2 separate regions of the Homo sapiens genome follow, and region 1 is linked to region 2. A link is a loop called in an ENCODE intact Hi-C map of the cell type or tissue named here. Cell type or tissue: spleen. All regions are shown on one strand.

Region 1 (8,000 bases), 51 kb after region 2:
CCCTCAGAACCTCAATGCATTCCCAGAGAACTTCCCTCAGTACCTAATGCGTTCCCAGGGAACCTCCCTCAGGACCTAATATGTTCCCAGATAACTTCCCTCAGTACCTAATGCATTCCCCAAGAAGCTCCCTCAGAACCCAATGTGTTTCCAGAGATCTTCCCTCAGAACCTCAGTGTGTTCCTGAAGAACTTCCCTCAGGACTTTCCTGCAGCCGCTGTTGCTCTCCCCATGGGAGCCACCTTCTGGTCCCTTCCGAGTGCGTTCTTTAGACTGTGAGGCTTCCTCTGGGAGCCCAGGCCAGTCTGTCTCCAGTCATCTCGTTACAATCATCTTGACCTTTCCAAAACCTGCCTTCCAACGTGGAAGGGCTTGGCTGCGGACAAGGACGCAGGGATGAGGAGGAGTCTTCCTCCTTTTCTAATGCCCCCTCACGCACACAACGGACACTGGAGCACGAACACAGTCTTCGGCTGTTAGTTTGGAAGTCTTTGGGATTTTTTTAAAAACAGGGTGGGAGGGAAGAAACCTGGCCGCAGTGAGATGCTTTATAAAAATATTTGGAGGCTACAAGTTTGTGAAAAGCATATAGTATATTTTGTTTGCTTTTCTTTTCTTTTTTTCTTTTGAGACGAAGTCTCTGTCACCAAGCTGGGTGGCATAGTGACGGCTAATTGCAGCCTCTGCCTCCTGGGCTCCAGTGATTTTCCCACCTCAGCCTCTCGAGTAGCTGGGACTACAGGTGTGCATCACCACACCTGACTAGTTTTTTTAAAAAAATTATTTATAAAGATGAGGTTTCAGCATGTTGCCCAGGCTGGTCTTGAATCCTGGGCTCAAGAGCTCCTCCTACCTTGGCCTCCCAAAGTGCTGGGATTACAGGTGTGACCCACTGTACCTGGCCACGTGAAAAGCATATACTGTATTATATAGATGATCCATAAAATAAAATCAGAATCCATGAGTTCATACTGATATATAAACAAATAGGGGAGAGGGAAAATTCTTCCATATAGTAGAACTCCAATTAGTAAATGTAGAAGAAATGATGAAAATAGACAATCGACATTTGGCAAATGCCACAGAAACAACGCTTCCGTCAGGAATCAATCAAGGGATGCGAAATGAGTGGGCAAAAGTTTGATGAGAGCAGGATATTTACAAAGTATCATCCCATAAGATACTTATTAATTACCAGGAGAAAAATAGTAACTTCACATTGAAGACAGTTGGCAGGTACCACCTAAAGCAAGTAATCGAAGTCCCCAATAATGGGACAAATCAATGTGATGTGCCTCTTGACACAATGCACTGGGGATACAATGCCACTTTTATGGTGTTCTTGCCCAAAATTGATTTCATCAAGAAAAAACAAACAAAAACTGAGGACATTGTACAAAATACCTGGCCAGTACACACTGAGGTCGTGAAAGACAAAGAAAACTTGAGGAATGGCTGGGCAAGGTGGCTCATGCCTGTAATTCCAGCACTTTGGGAGGCTCAAGTGGGTGGATCATTTGAGCCCAGGAGTTCCAGACCAGCCTGGGCAACACAGGGAGACAGAATCTCTACTAAAAATAGAGGGTGGCATGTGCCTGTGGTCCCAGCTACTTGGGAGACTGCAGTGGGAGGATTGCTTGAGCCCAGGAGATGGAGGATGCAGTAAGTCATAATCTCACCACTGCACCCCAGCCTGGGGGACAGCGTGAGACTCTGTCTCAAAAAAGGAGGGGAGGGGAGGGAATAAAAAGATGAGGAACTACTCAAGATTAAAGGAGACCAAGATCAAAGAGATCTGACAACGAAATGCATGATTATTGGGTCCTGGACCAGAAAAAGGGGCATTAATGGGACAGTATTACCTTCTCGATTTTGGTAACTCTGGTTGTTATGTAAGATGTTAACATTCTCTGAGGAGGGCATGTGAAAATTTTTTGTCCTATTTTTGTAACTTTTTTATAAGTCTAAATTATTTCAAAATAAAAGGATAAATTATACTTGAAAACATATATATTAGAGACTAGGCTTTCTTCCAATACCCAGTGCCTGACACTGTAAAGCTTTGTGGGCTGATATATGTCAGGGCTCAACACCCACATAGGAAGGGATCCCAATGTAGGGATCCACTGGGGACCTTATTAGGGGCAAACTCAGGCTCTGAGATTTATAGACACAATTAATGATAACATTCAAAAGATGTAAAAATACCCCTAATGGGTTTCTAGGGAGGGTCACAGGCATGCCACAACCATCTTTCAGCCCCGGAAGGAGCTGTGCGCTCCTAAGACCCAGTCATGACCAGAGCGGCGAGAAATGCAGGCAGAAAACAGCGAATGTTCCTCACTCACTTGTCTTGGGATTCGATATACACGTAGAGATGAGGCTCAAAACACTTGGAAACAATGCCATGAAATGGATTGTCTGGGGCTTTAGGCTTCTTTGGCTGTAAAAACAAAGAAAAATAAACCCCATACTTGAGTGATCTTTGCAAATGTTCAAGAATTTTTTTAAAAACATCATTTCAAAGTTCATTCCTAAGTCACAGATAAGAGAGTACTCAATGTAACCCAATACGATGGTTTCACCATTCACCCTGGCAGGTGAAGAAAAACCAGCTTTGTTAGCATAACTCACTTGCTCTGGACGATGAAAGACATACTGCTACCTGGATAACATATGTGTTTTGAATCTGGAAGCAAGTCATCATCTATCTGACTGGTGTTTTCCAGAATTTAAATCCCAGCTAATAATAGCACCTTGTATTTACACAGTGCTTTAGAATTTAAAAAGTGCTTTCACACAATCCAATTTTTGATAGCACTTTGATACCAACTAATATGTCACCTGCTCCTCACAATAATCCTTCATGTAGGTATGACTACTACTATTTTACACCTCAAGAAATGAGGACTCAGAGGTTCTCTAACCTGCCCCAACACATATGTAGACGTCTGCTTTTCTTAAACTAGAACTCTTTCTGTTATACCATTATTTTCCTGCAATGGTTCCCAGAATTTTTTGAATTCCATCAGTAAGAAAATGTAAGAAAAAGAAGAATGGACAACCAATAGAGGATTGTTAACTTTATTTTGCTACTTTCTATTCTTACCACGAGTTCCTAAAAAAAAAACAAATAAAGGGTTTTTTTGTTTGCTTTTTGAGACAGAGTCTCCCTCTGTCACCCAGGCTAAAGTGCAGTGGCGCCATCTCAGCTCACTGCAACCTGCACCTTCTGGACTCAAGTGATTCTTGTGTCTCAGCCTCCTAAGTAGCTGGGACTATAGGCACACGCCACCACACCGAGCTAATTTTTGTATTTTAAGTAGAGGTGGGGTTTTGCCATGTTGGCCAGGCTAGTCTCGAACTCTTGGCCTCAAGTGATCCACCCACCTCTACCTCCCAAAGTGCTGGGCTTATAGGCATGAGGCATGGCGCCCAGCCAGAAAATTGTATTTTATACCCCCAAATTTTATAAGAATAAAATAGCAGCATATAGGCAGTACTTTCTAAGAAAGGACAGTTGGTAACCTTACATCAGATAGATAGAGAGAGAGACAGGCAGGCAGGCAGGCAGACTATATTGTCTTTATTTTTTGCTTTAGGCCACTGCAACACTAGATGAGCGCTGGTTCCCAGGCTGTTACTTGGAAGCCACTGATAAAGAAGTCATATGACAGGCAAGTATTTTAAAACAATATTTGCCACTTAATTCCTTTCCAAACATCTAAAAAATAAGCAAAGATTTTCCTATGTATTACTTCTATTCCTAACAAATGTGAATTCTGTCTATTGCCAAATGTCTACAAAATGACCCTGAGCCAAACACACCATGCTGGGGTTGATACTAAATCATAATTTGCATGTAAATTGGCACCCACAACATACTTGTTAAATTGAACTACTCATATCTTATTTTTTAAAAACCCACTTTATTGAGGTATGATTGACATTTTAAAAGCCCTACATAATTAATGTATACATCTTGATGCGTTTGAGGATAAGTACACACCCACAAAGCCCTCACCACCATCAAGGCAGTAAGTGTATCCACCACCTCCCCAAGCCTCCTCCCACCCCTGTTGTTACGATTATTATTACTTGTGGTAAGAATGCTTGCTGGGCACGGTGGCTCACGCCTGTAATCCCAGCACTTTGGGAGGCCAAGGTGGGCGGATCACAAGGTCAGGAGTTCAAGACCAGCATGGCCAATATGGTGAAACCCTGTCTCTACTAAAAAAATACAAAAATTAGCAGGTTGTGGTGGTGTGCGCCTGTAGTCCCAGCTACTTGAGAGGCTGAGGTAGAAAAATTGCTTGAACCCAGGAGGTGGAGATGGCAGTGAGCCGAGATTGCACCACTGTACTCCAGCCTGGCGACAGAGTGAGACTCCATTTCAAAAACAAACAAACAAACAAACAAAAAAGAATACTTAACATAAGATCTACCCTCTTGAACTGCTTATATATTTTAATAAATACTGGAAGAGATAAGCCCTAATGACAGAAATGATAACTACCTATTTCTGGCCTTTAAAAAAATTTTTTTTTAAATAACACGTTGCAATGGTTAAAAACATCTGTAAAAACTGATTTGTAAAAAATGATCACTAAAAATTAAATGTCAACTTTAGACACATCTACTCAATCTTGTACTTAACCCTCTTCCCTTTTTACCTTTCAGGAGTTCCATGTCTTTCATTTTTTGGCAAGGTTTCTAGAAACTTTGGTCCTTCCTAAGAATAAATACAATCTGCACTGTTTTTACTCTTATCATCTGGAAGTCACTGCCAAAGCCAGGCCTTGGACTGAGCCCACAACCACACAAGCCTGGCTGATTGAGCTTGAATCTGCCGGATCTAGAATTCCACTTGAGTGCACAGATGTCCTGGGAGTTTTTCTGCATTTCCATTAGTTTAAGATGAAGGATCTATGATGGAGGATGAGGATTGTGAGGGGTGTCCTCACCCACTTGTCCTGTTTATTCCAAGTCAGTATCTTTTATTATTGATTCAATAAGATGACTTAAGTGAATAGAAAAATGTGATTTAATTTGTCTAACTCTATAGGACTAGATATCATGGATTCAGATTTGGAAAACATGGCTACTACAAACAGATATCTTTTTATTAATTAAATAATAATGATAAGTATTATAGCTATTCTTTTTATTTAATTTTTTTCTTCTTTTGAAGAAAATATTCACACTCTGCAGGATAACTTCTGGTAATTATACATGTGAATTTACATAATACAGAATGTTAACATTTAAAAAAATCAACGTGTATATTTTGCTTTTTTTTTAAATTTTGAACATGTATATTTTGTATTCAGCTTTACTGACTTACTAATTTATGTGTACTTTCCCAACTACTGACAATATTTTATCACTTTAAAATGGCTACATTATGAAAATCTTTAAAAGCCTATATATTATAGATTACTGTATGGATGTTAAATTTTCTGATTTTGATCTATGGTAATAGAATTGAATGCCCTTTTTCTTAAGAAATATATACTAAAATATTTAGGGGTAAAGGACATTATGTCTACAACTTACAAATTGTTCTAAAGGTCGGGGGGGAGTGGGGAGGAAATAATAAAGTTATATAGCAAAATGTTAACAATTGCTGAATCCAGAAGAAAGATATTTAGGAGCTCCTTGTAACTTTTCTCTTAGTTTGACATTATTTTAAAAAGAAAAAAAGTAAAGGATAACGTCAGAAAACTTGGAAAATGGGTACAGTGGCCTGGTGGAAAATTCCAGAGACCTCAATGGAGCCATCTTAAGAATGGCATATTGTCCCATTGATCTATATCTCTTGTTTTGGTACCAGTACCATGCTGTTTTGGTTACTGTAGCCTTGTAGTATAGTTTGAAGTCAGGTAGTGTGATGCCTCCAGCTTTGTTCTTTTGGCTCAGGATTGACTTGGCGATGTGGGCTCTTTTTTGGTTCCATATGAACTTTAAAGTAGTTTTTTCCAATTCTGTGAAGAAAGTCATTGGTAGCTTGATGGGGATGGCATTGAATCTGTAAATTACCTTGGGCAGTATGGCCATTTTCACGATATTGATTCTTCCTACTCATGAGAATGGAATGTTCTCCCATTTGTTTGTATCCTCTTTTATTTCACTGAGCAGTGGTTCGTAGTTCTCCTTGAAGAGGACCTTCACATCCCTTGTAAGTTGGATTCCTAGGTATTTTATTCTCTTTGAAGCAATTGTGAATGGGAGTTCACTCATGATTTGGCTCTCTGTTTGTCTGTTGTTGGTGTATAAGAATGCTCGTGATTTTTGTACATTGATTTTGTATCCTGAGACTTTGCTGAAGTTGCTTATCAGCTTAAGGAGATTTTGGGCTGAGATAATGGGGTTTTCTAGATATACAATCATGTCGTCTGCAAACAGGGACAATTTGACTTCCTCTTCTCCTAACTGAATACCCTTTATTTCCTTCTCCTGCCTAATTGCCCTGGCCAGAACTTCCAACACTATGTTGAATAGGAGTGGTGAGAGAGGGCATCCCTGTCTTGTGCCAGTTTTCAAAGGGAATGCTTCCAGTTTTTGCCCATTCAGTATGATATTGGCTGTGGGTTTGTCATAGATAGCGCTTATGATTTTGAGATACGTCCCATCAATACCTAATTTATTGAGAGTTTTTAGCATGAAGAGTTGTTGAATTTTGTCAAAGGCCTTTTCTGCATCTATTGAGATAATCATGTGGTTTTTGTCTTTGGTTCTGTTTATGTGCTGGATTACATTTATTGATTTGCGTATATTGAACCAGCCTTGCATCCCAGGGATGAAGCCCACTTGATCATGGTGGATAAGCTTTTTGATGTGCTGCTGGATTTGGTTTGCCAGTATTTTATTGAGGATTTTTGCATCAATGTTCATCAAGGATATTGGTCTAAAATTCTCTTTTTTGGTTGTGTCTCTGCCCGGCTTTGGTATCAGGATGATGCTGGCCTCATAAAATGAGTTAGAGAGGATTCCCTCTTTTTCTATTGATTGGAATAGTTTCAGAAGGAATGGTACCAGTTCCTCCTTGTACCTCTGGTAGAATTTGGCTGTGAATCCATCTGGTCCTGGACTCTTTTTCGTTGGTAAGCTATTGATTATTGCCACAATTTCAGCTCCTGTTATTGGTCTATTCAGAGATTCAACTTCTTCCTGGTTTAGTTTTGGGAGAGTGTATGTGTCGAGGAATTTATCCATTTCTTCTAGATTTTCTGGTTTATTTGCATAGAGGTGTTTGTAGTATTCTCTGATGGTAGTTTGTATTTCTGTGGGATCGGTGGTGATATCCCCTTTGTCATTTTTTATTGCATCTATTTGATTCTTCTCTCTTTTTTTCTTTATTAGTCTTGCTAGCAGTCTATCAATTTTGTTGATCCTTTCAAAAAACCAGCTCCTGGATTTGTTAATTTTTTGAAGGGTTTTTTGTGTCTCTATTTCCTTCAGTTCTGCTCTGATTTTCGTTATTTCTTGCCTTCTGCTAGCTTTTGAATGTGTTTGCTCTTGCTTTTCTAGTTCTTTTAATTGTGATGTTAGGGTGTCAATTTTGGATCTTTCCTGCTTTCTCTTGTGGGCATTTAGTGCTACAAATTTCCCTCTACACACTGCTTTGAATGTGTCCCAGAGATTCTGGTATGTTGCGTCTTTGTTCTCGTTGGTTTCAAAGAACATCTTTATTTCTGCCTTCATTTCGTTATGTACCCAGTAGTCATTCAGGAGCAGGTTGTTCAGTTTCCATGTAGTTGAGCGGTTTTGAGTGAGATTCTTAATCCAGAGTTCTAGTTTGATTGCACTGTGGTCTGAGAGATAGTTTGTTATAATTTCTTTTACATTTGCTGAGGAGAGCTTTACTTCCAACTATGTGGTCAATTTTGGAATAGATGTGGTGTGGTGCTGAAAAAAATGTATATTCTGTTGATTTGGGGTGGAGAGTTGATTTGGGGTGGAGAGTTCTGTAGATGTCTATTAGGTCCGCTTGGTGCAGA
Region 2 (8,000 bases):
TCCTGAGAGGGAATATGATCGAAGCTAGCCCAATCAGACTGGATGTAAGGGCTACAGGCACCGCACCTGGCTACTTTTTAATTTTTTTGTAGAGGCAGGATTTCGTTATGCTGCCCAGGCTGGGCTCAAACTCCTGGCTTCAAGCAGTCCTCCTCCCTTGGGCTCCGGAAGTGCTGGGATTACAAGCGTGAGCCACTGGGCCAGGCTTCCTTGATTCTTCATTCTCTGTCTCCAGCCTCATCCTGCTAAGCCCTGGCCTCCCTATGCTTCAACCCAACTGAGCCACTTGCAGATCCCAGGATTCTGGGGGCTATTTAATGCCTACACTGCTCCCTCGCCTGGACTGCCTTTCCTAGAAGGGGCTTGTGGGTCAGTACACACGCACCTCTCAGATCCTGTTCAACGGCGTCTCTAGAAAGCCTTTCTTCTGCTGCCTTCGCCATACTCTACATGGAGTCTGCAGGCCTCCACCCTCACATCTAACCTAGTTCATTATGCTCATTTGCTTACATGTCTATTTTGCTTCACCTGACTATTAAGGCAAACGAAGATGGGGGCCATGTTTATCAGGCCAAAACATTTAACTCTGGGTCTGAGACATAGGAGATGCTCAAGTGAATGCACATTGAGTAAATCATAAACTTTTTTTTTTTTTTGAGACAGAGTCTCGCTCTGTCACCCAGGCTGGAGTACAGTGGCACCATCTTGGCTCACTGCAACCTCTGCCTCCTGGGTTCAAGCAATTCTGGTGCCTCAGCCTCCTGAGTAGCTGGGACTACAGGCACGCACCAGCATACCCAGCTAATTTTTGTATTTTTAGTAGAGATAGGGTTTCACCATGTTGGCCAGGCTGGTCTCGAACTCCTGGCCTCAAGTGATCCTCTTGCCTCGGCCCCACAAAGCGCTGGGATGACAGGCGTGAGCCACCGCGCCCAGCCACCTACCACTTTTTGAATGTCAGCTTGGTATCAGCACTTTACCAGGAAGTTAATATGTGACTTCTCATTTTATCTTCCCAACCACTATTATGAGATTTGTCTCATTATCTCCTTGATTGAAGGGAGGAGGATCAGCTCAGTGGATGAGGGAAGTTGCTTGTGGTTCAACTGCAGTTTCAACCAGGCTGTGGATTTTGATGTCTCAACAGGAAAGGCTGCTATTGCTTAAGACAGCAAACGAGGTAAAAGGAAACATCTATGGTTTTGCAGGGGTGGGGTAGAAAGGAAGCTGAGGGAGAGGAAACTGGAGTCCGGAGATCGGATCTGGAGGTGGCTTGTGATCAGGAAGGAGAGTAAACAAGGGGCTATTTGGAAGGAATTCCTCAGTGCTGGAAACCAGAGCCAGACAAGCAACATGAAACTGAACTCATGACCAATGGCAGCTGTGCACACAGCGCTTTGTAACCTAAGTTGCTTCACATTAGAACATGCTCCGGACTGGGCATGGCAGCTCATGCCTATAATCCCAGCACTCTGAGAGGCCCAGGCAGGTGGACTGCTTGAGCCCAGGAGTTTGAGACCAGCCTGGGCAACATGGCAAAATCTCATCTCTACAAAAAATAGAAAAATGAGCTAGGCCGGGTGGCGAGCGCCTGTAATCCCAGCTATTCAGGAGGCTGAGGTGGGAGAATCACCTAAGCCCAGGAGATGGGGGCTGCAGTGAGCTGTGGTTGCACCACTGCACTCCAGCCTGGGTAACAGAGTGGGACCCTGTATCAAAAAAAAAAAAAAAAACCTTTGGCTGTGCCCCTGAACTGGCTCTCTATACTAGTCTACAGGTGGCGATGGGGGGAGTATGAGGACCTGACACACGTCCTGTGGGGAAAAAACCAAGCAATGTGCTGGGTAACTGCCAAGGGCTTCTCTGGGCCATCAGGGCGGTGGTGGCTGCTGCCCTTGACCAGGGAAGGGTCTCCTCACAAGCCCACCTCTGTTAAGCGGGATTTTAGCAGGATGAGAAGGCACCATGGATGAAAACAGAAAACCACTTCCTAGATCCCAGGCTGAATGATTACAGATGTGAGGGGGGGCATCCAATTCCCAGCGCACTCAACCTGGGCTTAGCAATGAAACTCAAGGGCTCTGAGAGAATGTGAGGCTGATGCTGGGAGATGCTGGGACTGGCTAAGTCAACCGACTCCTCCTTCACTTTAACGTAAGCTCAATCATATGACTGAGCTGGGAGACGCCGGGACTGGCTAAGTCAACGGACTCCTCCTTCGCTTTAATGTAAGCTCAATCATATGACTGAGCAGGGAGACGCCGGGACTGGCTAAGTCAACAGACTCCTCCTTCACTTTAATGTAAGCTCAATCATATGACTGAGCTGGGAGACGCTGGGACTGGCTAAGTCAACGGACTCCTCCTTCACTTTAACGTAAGCTCAATGAGACCCCGGAGCAGCCACCCTGGAGATTTTGAGTCACAGTAAATTTTTACAGAGACACTGCTTCTACCAGCAGTTATGGGGAGCGTCACGATGTGATTTATCAGCAACATTTCTAACACACTAATGAGCACCCAGAGAGTGAGGGAATTTCACCTCCTGGTCCATCTGCCATCTGCAAACATTAATGCCTCCCTGGAGAGTCCACTCTATCCTTTCTTGACAAACTAGAAAGTAAAGCTGACACCACAAGCCGCTCCATAATTGTTAGTCCTGAGGGGTTCATTTGTGAGGTACAGGGAAACTGGGAGAGATTGGGGGAAGACAGAAACTTGGAGTCCTGAATCACCAGCTGGGGCCTGGATGGGAACAACCCAAATACAGTAGCTTGGCCTGGGCTGACCCTCCTGAAGCCCTTCCCTGAGAAGTCTGCCAAAATGCTTGCTTGATAACTGGTCAGAGGAGACACTGACCCTCACCACCACCTGGTATCACGGAAAATGGTGCTAAGCCAGATGGTGATCGGCAAAGAACTAAACTATTTCCTCGCTTCAAAACTCAGGGCAGAAATGGCCACACACAAGACACAGCAGGAAGACACACGGCTCAGGGTGCACTCACCTGCCTTGGCCAGGGAGCTCCCTGGCTTGTGCATCCCAATTTCTAGTGCCTTCCTCGGACCAAGAGTGTGTCCAAGTATGAATAGATAAATTCTAGCAGCCATGGTAAAAAATACCAGGGGGAGGGAGGACAAGAAGGCTCAAAAGAAACAGAACCGATGGCTCCTACCCTTAAGAGGCATTTATTAAGCCAGTCAGAGAAACAAAATGCATATATGAAATCCCTGAAAAAGAATTTTAATTATCCAATCCTGGGCAAGGAGAGCTTATGCCTGCACAGTTCAAAACAACAGTAGGCCCCATTCATTTTTGTTTGCCTTGACGTGGCTGGCAATTGTACTGCTGTTACTGTTGCCTATGACTTTAAGTAGCAGATTTAGTTTTATGATTATGCTTCTTTTGTGTACAAATTAAAATCAGTACTGCAGGCACCAGAACAAACCGCAGCTGGATGGTGGGGACACTCAAATTGTGAGGATGCTGGTGGGAAGTATGGTTTTAAAAACAACCCAGTTGAGTATGACACTGAAATGGCGGCCACACGTCACTGTACATTTGTCCAAACCGAGGGAATGTCCAGCGCGACGTCAGAGTCCGGGTGATAATGACGTGTTGATGCAGGTTCATCCACTGTAACGAATGTGCCACTTTGTGTGTGGGGAGGTGTCGGTAATGGGAAGACTGTGCATGTTGGGGGGGTCAGGTACACGGGAAATCTCTGTGCTTGCTGCTTAATTTGGCTGTGAACCTGAAACTGTTCTAAAACATAAAGTCTATTAAAAAGAACAAGAACCCAGAGATGAGCACGCCCCAGGACTTACTTTGCAAATTTAACGCAGAACTGAGTGAAGTACTTGCGTGTGGAAGCCAGGTTGTCACGGATGATGGGGACGTTCTGCTTGATGTGCAGAATGACAGAGGTGACGTAGGGGCTCTGGTCACCAACGTGCTCCACGTTCTGCCACTGCATCTGAAAGGGAGAAAGGATGAGGCGTTGAATCCCTCGCAGGAGAACGGTGTCGCCTGTTACTGGGGAAGGGAGGGGCTGGAGTGGAAGTCAGGTCACAGCTTTGGTATCCCAGGAATCAGGCCCTTTTGTCCTGGGGAGTTTCTTATTCGTTCTGTAGGGACTGATACTCAGGACAAATGCGAGTGTGCCCAGCGGACCCGACAGTGAGGTGTGACCCAGACCCTTTCCTTTTCCTGCCTTGTCCCCGACCTGCCTGAAACAGCCTTCCCTTCTCAGCTAAGCTACCCACTCGTAAAGGATCCTGTTCTCCTGCCGAGTGCCCCACAGCAGGGGACTGCAGCAGAACGGGGAGGGACACCGACTCCCAAGCTGACCGGCAGCCTGGGAGATGAGAGAGGTGGCTGGACTAAGTGACATGCAACCTGGAGGGGAATTCACAGACACCTTTCTCTCCAGTCAACTGGGAGGAGTTTGGGATTCTTTAACACAGAAAACTAGAAATGATATGACACGTGGGGATGTTGCTTCAAAATAATATGAAGTTACCGGGAAGAGGTGCAGATGAAATAAGATCGTGAAGCTGAGTGACAGGTACATAGAGGCTGACCACACTGTTTCCTCTACTTTTGAATATATTCAAAAATTTCCATAATAAAACACTTGAAGAGGTATGCGTGTAGAATCTTACACTCCTAAAACCTTTGGGATTATGTCAGGATTTCAATAAGGGGAAGGGAAAGAGAATCTCTGGCAAACACTAGGGTGGACCAGAGGGTAAGATGGAGACGTGGGGAACAGGCCAGGAGCCAGGCGCAGGGGAGAGAACATTGCTGAGAGCACCGAGGTGGTCCCTGAACAAGCTGTGAACAAAAGTGACAGACCTGCTTCAACCTGAGCCCTAACGACAGGCTCTGGAAGACACCTATAGCAAACTGGCGGGATTCTTGGACTACGTGGCACTTGGCAACATTGAGTCCTGGGAACAGAAGGAGGCAATGCTGCAGTGTGCCATCCCCCAAGGGTGCATGCAGGAGATGGGTGCAGCACCAGCTCCTAGCCTGCCCCGGGCTGGCAGGGAAGGGCATTCTAATCCCGAAGAGTGGGAATGGTCTGGAGGGTTCTGCTGAGTCAGCCTTTCACAGTGGAGCTGGACGGTCTGGAGGGCTCTGCTGAGTCAGCCTCTCACAATGGAGCTGGATGGTCTGTTAAAGAGATCCTAAGCCAAACACAAACCATATAATATGTTCATAGAAGGAAGTCAGTAGTTCTGAGGCCCTGATGTCTCTGGCAAGAAAACACTATTTTTACAGAGCTCTTGGGGAAAGGAAAAAATCAATACTGAGAGAGCTTGTTTAAAAGAATCACATCGTACGTGGATGATTCTCCAGCTGTGGGAAGCTCAAATGACTCCTAATGTTTTTTCAAATCAGCGGATATTTGTATTCTAAAAGCTTTAGGGATGTGTACACACAGAACCACAGAAAAGCAGGAAGGGACCTCCATCTTCATTTCACAGATAAGAAAGCCAAGGCCCAGAAACATGAAGAGTCTTATGCAAGGTTTCATAACCAGGCTCCACACAGGAAAAAGAACTCTAATTTATTACTGGGAAAAAACAGAAACAAACAATGAAGAAACAGTAGAAAGGTCTAATATGAAGTGACTTAACATTCTAATGCTTTGGTTATGTGAAATGTTTTCCTCATTATCTTTTATCTTACGCAAGAGGCTTCTTTTTCCATTTGATTTTGAAGATTTGACCCATCCAAACAATGAGCATCCTGGGTGATTTTAAATGAGCTCATAGGGTGAGGCCAAAATTGACAGGTGCTGTCAGCATTTCCTGGGCTCTGCAGCAGGACTCGGAGCAGAATGTTCTGGGTAGACACAGCGAACTGGGAGGGCTTGATGCCCCCAAAGCCAATCATGTCCATAGCAATGACTGTTACTTTCCAAGCTGGCAGCTTTGTATATTTCAAAATCTCAAAACGGTTTATCAACAATAATCTAAACATGACAGCCCTCCATGAAAGAAGGTGGCGACGTGCTCTGTCACCAGTTACAAAGCAGCTCTGAAGCAAGACCAAGCAGGGGCCTGGGATTTCTTCAACTTCCCACTGGTTATTCCGCATGCTCGTCACCGAACTCCTCTTGATGATCACTGGCCAAGTCAGTATGTGCCCACATTTGGAATATATGTGAAAAGAGCTGATTTGCTTTAATACTCTGGTCAGTCATGACTCCATTGGTCAAGCTAAAAGAAGTATTAGCAAAGGCCAAGTGGATTCATGATTTTAAACTTAAGTCAGCTTAGTCAACTAAGAAAGTGATTTAAAGTACTAGAAAACAATAAAAGGTGACCTTACCTTTAGTATTTTTTAAAAATGTGGCACACGCCTATAGTCTCAGCTACCAGGGAGGCTGAGGCAGGAGGGTCACTGGAGCCCAGAAGGTTGGGGCTGCAGGGAGCTGTGATTGTACCACTGCACTCCAGCCTCAGATGGCTGATGCTTGCCATCATCCCCCATGGGTGACTGAAGGTTTGGGTCACAACCTGAACTGCCCAGGATAGCTACATTAAGACCGAACTTCGCAGGTCCCTTTGCATGGCCCTAAACATACGTCGTCTCATTTACTATTCATACATGATCTCACTAAGTTCTCACAACAACCTTATAGATGAGGAAATTCAAAAAGCTCAAAGAGATTTGGTATCTTGCACAAAATTTCACAGCTGGGACAACCACGTCTATCTAAAGCCCAAACCAGGTCTATCTAAAGCCCAAACCAAGTCTATCTAAAGCCCAAACCCGGTCTATCTAAAGCCCAACCAGGTCTATCTAAAGCCCAAACCCCACAACAAGGTGCTTGCTAGACAACTTCCCCCCCGACCCGCCCCCGCCACCCTGCCCAAAAAAAGAATAAAAGCACTTAACTAGGCCTTCGTTAAAGGTAAGGCCTGTTTCTCAAGGAGACGCTAATGAAACATAGTGATCAAGCAAAGGACTCTTTATTTTTCATTTTTTTTTGAGACAGAGTCTCTGCTGCCCAGGCTGGAGTGCAGTGGTACAATCATAGTTCACTGCAGCCTTGACTTCCTGGGCTCCAGCAATCCTCCCAGCTCTGCCTCCCAAGTAGCTGGGACCACAGGTGTACACTACCATGCTCAGCTAATTAAAAAAATATATTTTTTTCTTTTTTACTTTTTGTAGAGACAGGGGTCTCACCGTGTTGCCCAGACTGGTCTTGAACTCCTGGGTTCAAGCAATCCTCCTGCCTCAGCCTCCCAAAGTGCTGGGATTACAGGTGTGAGCTACCACGCCTGGCCCAAAGAACTCTTTCAAAAAAGGAAACAAACAGTACCTTGCATTGGAAGAACAAACATCATGAAAAGCCATCAGTAGAAATGAGACCTCAACTTTTCCAGGTAAACTTTTCATTTGACATTTAGAAGTTACCCCTCTACACTTAAAATTGTTTCTTGTTGTGCTTTTTGTTTTGGGGGCTTGGGTAGAGTTGAATACAGATGGCGTTCAACTGGTACTACTATCTAAATGAGACACAGTTTGAAGACAGTAAGAATGATGAGTGCCTCCGGGACCTAGTTTAACCACCACAAGAAGAGACTGCAGGGCCCAGAGTGTCCCCAGAGCCCAGCTTCTGCGGCCTGGGCAGGAAGTATGTGCTCTGACTGACGCTCCACAGTGGGGCTGGGGGGTCAGCACTCTTTCTAGAGAGAGTCTACTGTAGCAGGAACTTTGACCAGAGAACAGCGCTCCACAACTAGCTTCAGTGGATCTTGTTTTTTCCTATTGCTATAGGAAGCTTGGAAAGAGGTTTCTTGAAAATGTGAATACTTAAATTCCTACTTCTTCACTGGATTAGAGAGACACAGAGCATAGACTCAGACAGCTGGGCTCTGGGAACATTTCAGGCAACTGAAGTCTCATAACTGAGGCTGCCGGGGTGTTGGCCTCAAGCTGTAGACTTTACTCAGGCACACACGTACACGCTCACTCTCACTC

The links. A loop is a pair of places that touch in the nucleus more often than their neighbours do. Peaks named below come from ENCODE experiments on the same cell type or tissue, not always from the same donor. Only the 100,000 strongest peaks of a DNase experiment are listed, where the experiment ranks them.
Region 1: it touches region 2 in a loop (8-fold over the local background); 3 of 110 quality-filtered maps call a loop at or near these places.

The regions. Positions count from the first base shown.
Region 1 is chr17:583,922-591,921 of GRCh38, forward strand. It overlaps VPS53 (VPS53 subunit of GARP complex), which reads right to left. Exons shown (of 22, transcript NM_001128159.3): 13 at 2,349-2,443. Among named protein-coding and RNA genes, the nearest start is that of VPS53-AS1, 65 kb to the left of the region's middle. RefSeq lists a silencer at 190-340. In spleen, no CTCF peak of the experiment used is centred here; no DNase peak of the experiment used is centred here.
Region 2 is chr17:533,202-541,201 of GRCh38, forward strand. It overlaps VPS53 (VPS53 subunit of GARP complex), which reads right to left. Exons shown (of 22, transcript NM_001128159.3): 18 at 3,827-3,975. VPS53-AS1 (VPS53 antisense RNA 1) reads left to right here. Exons shown (of 3, transcript XR_007065570.1): 2 at 7,188-7,402. Among named protein-coding and RNA genes, the nearest start is that of VPS53-AS1, 14 kb to the left of the region's middle. In spleen, no CTCF peak of the experiment used is centred here; no DNase peak of the experiment used is centred here; H3K4me3 peaks cover 1,511 bases; H3K27ac peaks cover 3,173 bases.